2 separate regions of the Homo sapiens genome follow, and region 1 is linked to region 2. The links are chromatin loops, found by intact Hi-C in ENCODE. Cell type or tissue: CD14-positive monocyte. All regions are shown on one strand. Each heading gives the region's core, and the rest is flanking DNA. Links, peaks and the distances in the headings are about the cores only.

Region 1 (2,921 bases), core at 120-2,619, 70 kb before region 2:
GTGAGCCAATCAGGTTTGCTAAGGCAGAAAATGTTCGAGAGCCACTGTACTAGACAGCATGAAAGATGACTGTTTTGTTGAAGCTTAATGGTAATTTTTCCATAATCCTGGTCCTTAAAAAGCAAAAAAAAGAACACATTAGAGTGTTGTTACTTTTCTCTCTCTCAATAGAAATGTTCCTAAACCAGCAAAGGAGGCTATCTGAATTTTTAAAAGTTTTTACGAAGGAACATAAAAATTCCTTTCTCTATCTTTTCCCACCTCTAGAAATGCTTGAAATGAGATTCTGCCTTACGTCTCACAAATTAAATACCACATTTGTGTCTCACCCATCTCAGTTATGCTGTCTTGCATTTTAATCAATCCTGTTTCAGGACTTCTTTTGCTGCCTTGTGGCTGTTTCTTATGTTTGTCACTAATTCATAAGTTGGCTAACTTTTATATTTGTAGAGAATTTCTCAGTGATTTTCTTCTAGTTGGAGTTCCAGTGTGGTTTGATTTGGAGTGTCAAGATCTCTGTCCCATGCCTAGCCTTAGTCCTCAGTCTGTTTTACTGGGTTCACCACCTGGTTGTAGTACCAAATGCCCTTTTCCCTTTCCCTCTCTCCTTCCTCACTTCCTCAGTACTGCCCAAGTTCGTCAGACCCAATGATTTTATTCTTAAGCTAATCTTATTTTTAATTTAGGTAATTCTGATTTCTGATTTGTAAAAGATAAATTTTCTTCTCCTTCATGTAGTAGGATTTTAATTTTGTAAATATTTAAATTCTCCATTAATGGTGTGTTAAATCTGCACTAAAACTGCTTCTTTACATGTTTTTAAATTTTTTCATTATGTTTTTAACACTTTTCTTACATGCAAAAAACACAACCGTTAAACTTTTCTTATTAAAATGCAAAGCCTAGTGTCTTCTAGCTTTTTGAAGAGCTTTTGTCCATTATATAATCTGTCAAGTAGCCAAGAGTTCCTCAGAAGCAGGACATCATTTAGATTTAAAACAATTATGGCTTGTCTGTAAAATAATGTTGTAGCATAACCATTCATGGGATGGCAGCTACGATTTTACTTCAGTAAAATATCCTTGGATACTACCGCCATTTTATTTACCTTAAAGATTTTACCAAGGTACCCTAGAACAAAAATGGTGAGGTCATTTTGATTCTGCTAAAGTTGGTATGACTGGAAAGCCAAATGACACAGTTATGAGCATAGACCTTTTATTTTCCAGATGTTTGACAGTGTAAACATACATAAAATACATATTAAAGTTTAGATGCTTTATATTTTGTGCAATAAATTGAAGCCTTAAAACATTTCATTTTTTTTATAAAAGAAACTCATTAGTTTACTTAATTAAGACAGTAAAATAGCAGCAAGTACCAAGACATTGTGCATTTCTTTTATTTAAGACAAGTTACTTCATTTACATCAGAGTTAGAAATGTTAAGACTGGCTTTCTTGAATACTTAAATATAGCTCGAATCACTGGTTAGATATGGACATATTTTCCCAACTGTACATCAGGGAGGAGTGCTTTCATTAGTTTCAGAAAATGCAGACCCTCAGACAGCCAGCATGACCACAACATTGAGCAATAAGAGAAATGAAGCATTTACTTTCCAAGCATTTGCCACAGAAGGTAATGGAGTCTTTACATTTGTGGTTGTCTCTTCCCTCCATAAGTTAAGGGTTGTGCTTTGTTGAGGCATTTCAGAGAAATTATTTGGCATGCCACTAGTGATACTTAGGGTCATGGGTGTTGGGGATGATTTTGTTGAGCTAGTGAGGCTTGTGTTTGTGACCATTCCATCTTGGAGATGAATAGTTAGAGTTGCAGCTGCTGCTTCATGTGAATTGATAGTCTCTGTGGATGTATCTTCTGGATAGGGCACAAAAGCCTTATCAGTGCTAGTAAAGGTGGTGTCTTTGCTTAGAGTGGCACCAAACGTTGTTTCCTTTGTTCGATATTGTTTGGGTATTTTGGTCACTTTGGGTTGAGTTACCACACTCAGAGAGTTAATGGTGTCCACTGTCTGCATCCCACTTACAGTGAATAAGCTTGAGGTAAATCCAGAAGGTGTGGGATACATGTTATGTTCCTTTAAAGATGATATTTGGGTAGAACATGGAGTCCCTATCACATGGGCTTTTGTTTCCATCATCCACTTCAGTAAGTAAGTAATGTTTTGTTTGTGGTCACATGACCACCTGTTATTGTAAAGGGTTATCTCTTGCAACTGAAAGAGTTGGTCAAAAGATTGGTCTGGAATGAATGTGAACTTATTGTTGTGCAGGTAAAGATGTGTGAGATTTGTCAGGTTTATTAATGTACCTGGAAGAATTTGTGTCAAAGAATTATTAGACAGGTCCACGATATGTAGTTTGGAGGGCATGTTGGTTGGAACTGTCCAAAGTTTGTTACTACTGAGGTTGAGAACCTCGAGACTTCTTAGTGTATTTTTAATGAGGACAACCTTTTCCAGCATGTTCTTAGAAACATCCAGATATTTAAGATTCCACTGATAAGCAGTATCAGATTTGTCAAGAAGTTTAATGTTGTTGTTAGCAGCAGACATGTTCCACAGAGACCGAGGTAAGTGAGCAGGCAGGCTTTCAAGCCTGTTGTTTGAAATGTCCAGGGTCCTCAGATTGGTATATTGGGTTAACTGGTTATGCAGATCAGTAAAGTGGTTATAAGACAGGTTTAAATGTATAATATTCTCTTGCAGTCCAGATGGTAATGTAGACAAGTTTCTGCCTGAACAGTCCACATGCCTGTGCCTCTCTGTGCATATACATTGGAGAGGACAAATGCATAAAATACCAGGTGTGAGAAACAGAAGGATGAACAGGCAGAGAGACATTTTCAATATCTGATATTCCATCAAAGCCTAGAAACAAACAGATACACCCTTCTTTT
Region 2 (2,921 bases), core at 262-2,761:
TCGCTCAGTAGCCCAGGCTGGAGTGCAGTGGCGCAGTCTTGGCTCACTGCAACCTCTGCCTCCTTGGTTCAAGCTATTCCCCTGCCTCAGCCTCCCTAGTAGCTGGAATTACAAGTGCACACCACCACGCCTGGCTAATTATTGTATTTTTAGTAGAAACCCGGTTTCCCCATGTTGACCAGGCTGGTCTCGAACTCCTGACCTTAGGTGATCCACCCATCTCAGCCTCCCAAAGTGCTGGGATTACAGGCTTGAGCCACGGCGCTCAGCCATCTCATTTCTTTATGGCGTTGAGTTTGCTTATATCAAAAAACCAAAAGAAAGTTGTCCAGATTCCTAACTCAGTCTGGCGTTTCAACTTTGCTGTTTAGCTGTATAGAAACCAAAACATTTCCTTATCTCCATTCCCAGCAGCCAAGTCTCAAGCAGTAGTATTGAAAGAAGTTCTCTGTCATTCCCCGATATGGAGCATAAGTTTGATTTACCATCAAATTACCCAACATCAACCTATACTTAGTCAACTGAGATTTAAACAGATAAAGGTTCCATTGCCCTATTTCAAAAAGCAAATGTTGCTGATCTGCACGCATTCAATCCTTTGCTATAAATGTTTCATGTCAATGCAAAACTCTTCATTCTAGATCTTTGATGTTTAGCAGGATCAGCTACTGAGCTGTATTTTCTTTTGTCCAACATTTTCTACTAGCAAATCAACAAAATAAGAGATTCATGAACCTCTCCTCCTCCCCCTCCTGCCCCAGCATTAGGTCTTACTTAAATTAAACATTTGGGCAGTATTTCGTTAGTTACCAGCTTTGAGGAGAAGTGGTAGTCACTTACATAAAGCAATTGTCTCTGAAAATGCATTCTTCTTGACAAATTAGCATAGCCTAATTCTCCATCCTAAGGGGGACTGTTTTACAAGTCTACATATAAAAGTACCTAAATGGTTGTCTTCTGAATCCCTCCCTAGTAGAAATTGAATTTGGCATCAGTGGAGCCAGTGACTGTACCTGGGATTCAGTGCATATAGAATTGCATTGACTGTGACCCTTTAGGCAAATGGATGTAAGACTTTGGCTCTTAGGATTTTCCCAAACACCAATAAGAGCATCTTGAAGAGAATCCATTTACTTTATGATATATAAGGATATTTCAGGTTTGATATTATGATCCTTATTAGGTCCAGTCTAGCTGAGCTGGACATGAATTGAAGAACCAGAATTAGAACTAGAAAATGAAACCCAGGCTGAGTGCGGTGGCTCACGCCTGTAATCCTAACACTTTTGGGAGGCCGAGGCAGGTGGATTGCTTGAGACCAGCCTGGGCAACATGACGAAATCCCATCTCTACAAAAATAGAAAAATTAGCCAGGCGTAGTGGCATGCATTTGTAGTCCCAGCTACTTGGGAGGCTGGGGTGGGAGAATCACCTGAGCCGGAGAGGTCAAGGCTGTGGTGAGCTGTGATCATGCCACTGCACTCCAGTCAGGGATTGAGAACCTATCTCAAAAAAAAAAAAAAAAAAAGAAGGAAAGAAAGAAAATGAATTAATAGGATCCATTTCCAAAGCATTAAAATTTAATATATACTTTATCAGGGTCTTCTGATATTCTTCAGAGGAGAATTGTTGTAAGTTAATTCAATAAACATTTGAATACCTGTTTTGTAGGTGTATGTTAAGTATGTATTAGAATCCTTGATCACCAGAGACTTGACGGTTTTTGCCTTGAAAGTTATTTCCTTCCGATCCATGTTGTTTAACAAATTCTAAGTGTGCACTATTTTTTTTATTTTAAATACAAGATTAATACTATAGTGCACTGTAGAAAATACCAAAATTCCAGATATTTATCCTACATATATGTATTGTTTACTATATGCAAGGGGCTCTTAGACCCCAGGGGAGCAGAGGGGCTGCCAGGGCATGATACCTGCCTTCAATATATTTCAGATCAGAACGGGCAGTAGAATGTACATAGATAACTATTTTGACCTCTATTGTGATACCTGTCATGTTGTACCTTGTACTATATAGTATTCTGATAGTTCAAAGGGACATTTGTGTGGAAGGATCATGTAATAATTATGGCAAAAGTTTTATAACACATTTTTCACCTCAAAAATGTTTTTAAACAAAACAAGTAAATTCGTGATCTATTTAATTTTTTTTTTTTTTTTTTTGAGATGGAGTCTTGCTCTGTCACCCAGGCTGGAGTGCAGTGGCACGATCTCAGCTCACTGCAACCTCCGCCTCCCAGGTTCAAGCAATTCTCCTGCTTCACCCTGCTGAGTAGCTGGCACTACAGGCACCCACTACCATGCCTGGCTAATTTTTGTATTTTTAGTGGAGACAGGGTTTCACCATATTGGCCATGCTGGTCTCGAACTCCTGACCTTGTGATCCTCCCACCTCCACCTCCCAAAGTGCTGGGAATTACAGGCATGAGCCACCGCACCTGGCCTAAAATTTTTTTTTACTAGGAAAAAGGCTTTAACTTTTTTTTGTTTGATCAGCTCATTTTACTGTTAGTATTGGTGCGTGAATTTTTTAGAACAAAGACATACTTAGTTCATCGTTACTTTAGACTCCCTTCTTCCATTTTTATTTCTGGCCTTGGTCCAAGCCTACCAGTCATTCTCTCACTTTGCTTCTGTAATGTAGACCTTCTTCCTGAGAAGCTGGCTAGATCAGGTAGTGATCATAACATTCCTAAACCAATAGTGCTGATAGCTCTGTGTACGGAGGGATATTTCATCTAAACCATTGCTCTAAACTTAGACTTGGCTCTGAGTCAGTAATACTTCTGTTTACTAGGTTTGAAATATCTCCCTCTTAGCTGGGCACAGTGGCACATGCTTGTGGTCCCAGCTACTAGGGAGGCTGAGGTGGGAGGATTGCTTGAGCCCAAGAGTTCAAGT

The links. Hi-C counts contacts between places; a loop is a spot of excess contacts. Peaks named below come from ENCODE experiments on the same cell type or tissue, not always from the same donor. Only the 100,000 strongest peaks of a DNase experiment are listed, where the experiment ranks them.
Region 1: it touches region 2 in a loop (2.1-fold over the local background); 5 of 110 quality-filtered maps call a loop at or near these places.

The regions. Positions count from the first base shown.
Region 1 is chr17:31,293,446-31,296,366 of GRCh38, forward strand. The region is part of intron 36 of NF1 (neurofibromin 1); the gene reads left to right. OMG (oligodendrocyte myelin glycoprotein) reads right to left here. Exons shown (of 2, transcript NM_002544.5): 2 at 1,202-2,892. The coding sequence starts at 2,886. The coding sequence ends at 1,564. Among named protein-coding and RNA genes, the nearest start is that of OMG, 2.3 kb to the right of the region's middle. In CD14-positive monocyte, for the core only: no CTCF peak of the experiment used is centred there; no DNase peak of the experiment used is centred there.
Region 2 is chr17:31,363,770-31,366,690 of GRCh38, forward strand. The region is part of intron 57 of NF1 (neurofibromin 1); the gene reads left to right. Among named protein-coding and RNA genes, the nearest start is that of RAB11FIP4, 26 kb to the right of the region's middle. In CD14-positive monocyte, for the core only: no CTCF peak of the experiment used is centred there; no DNase peak of the experiment used is centred there.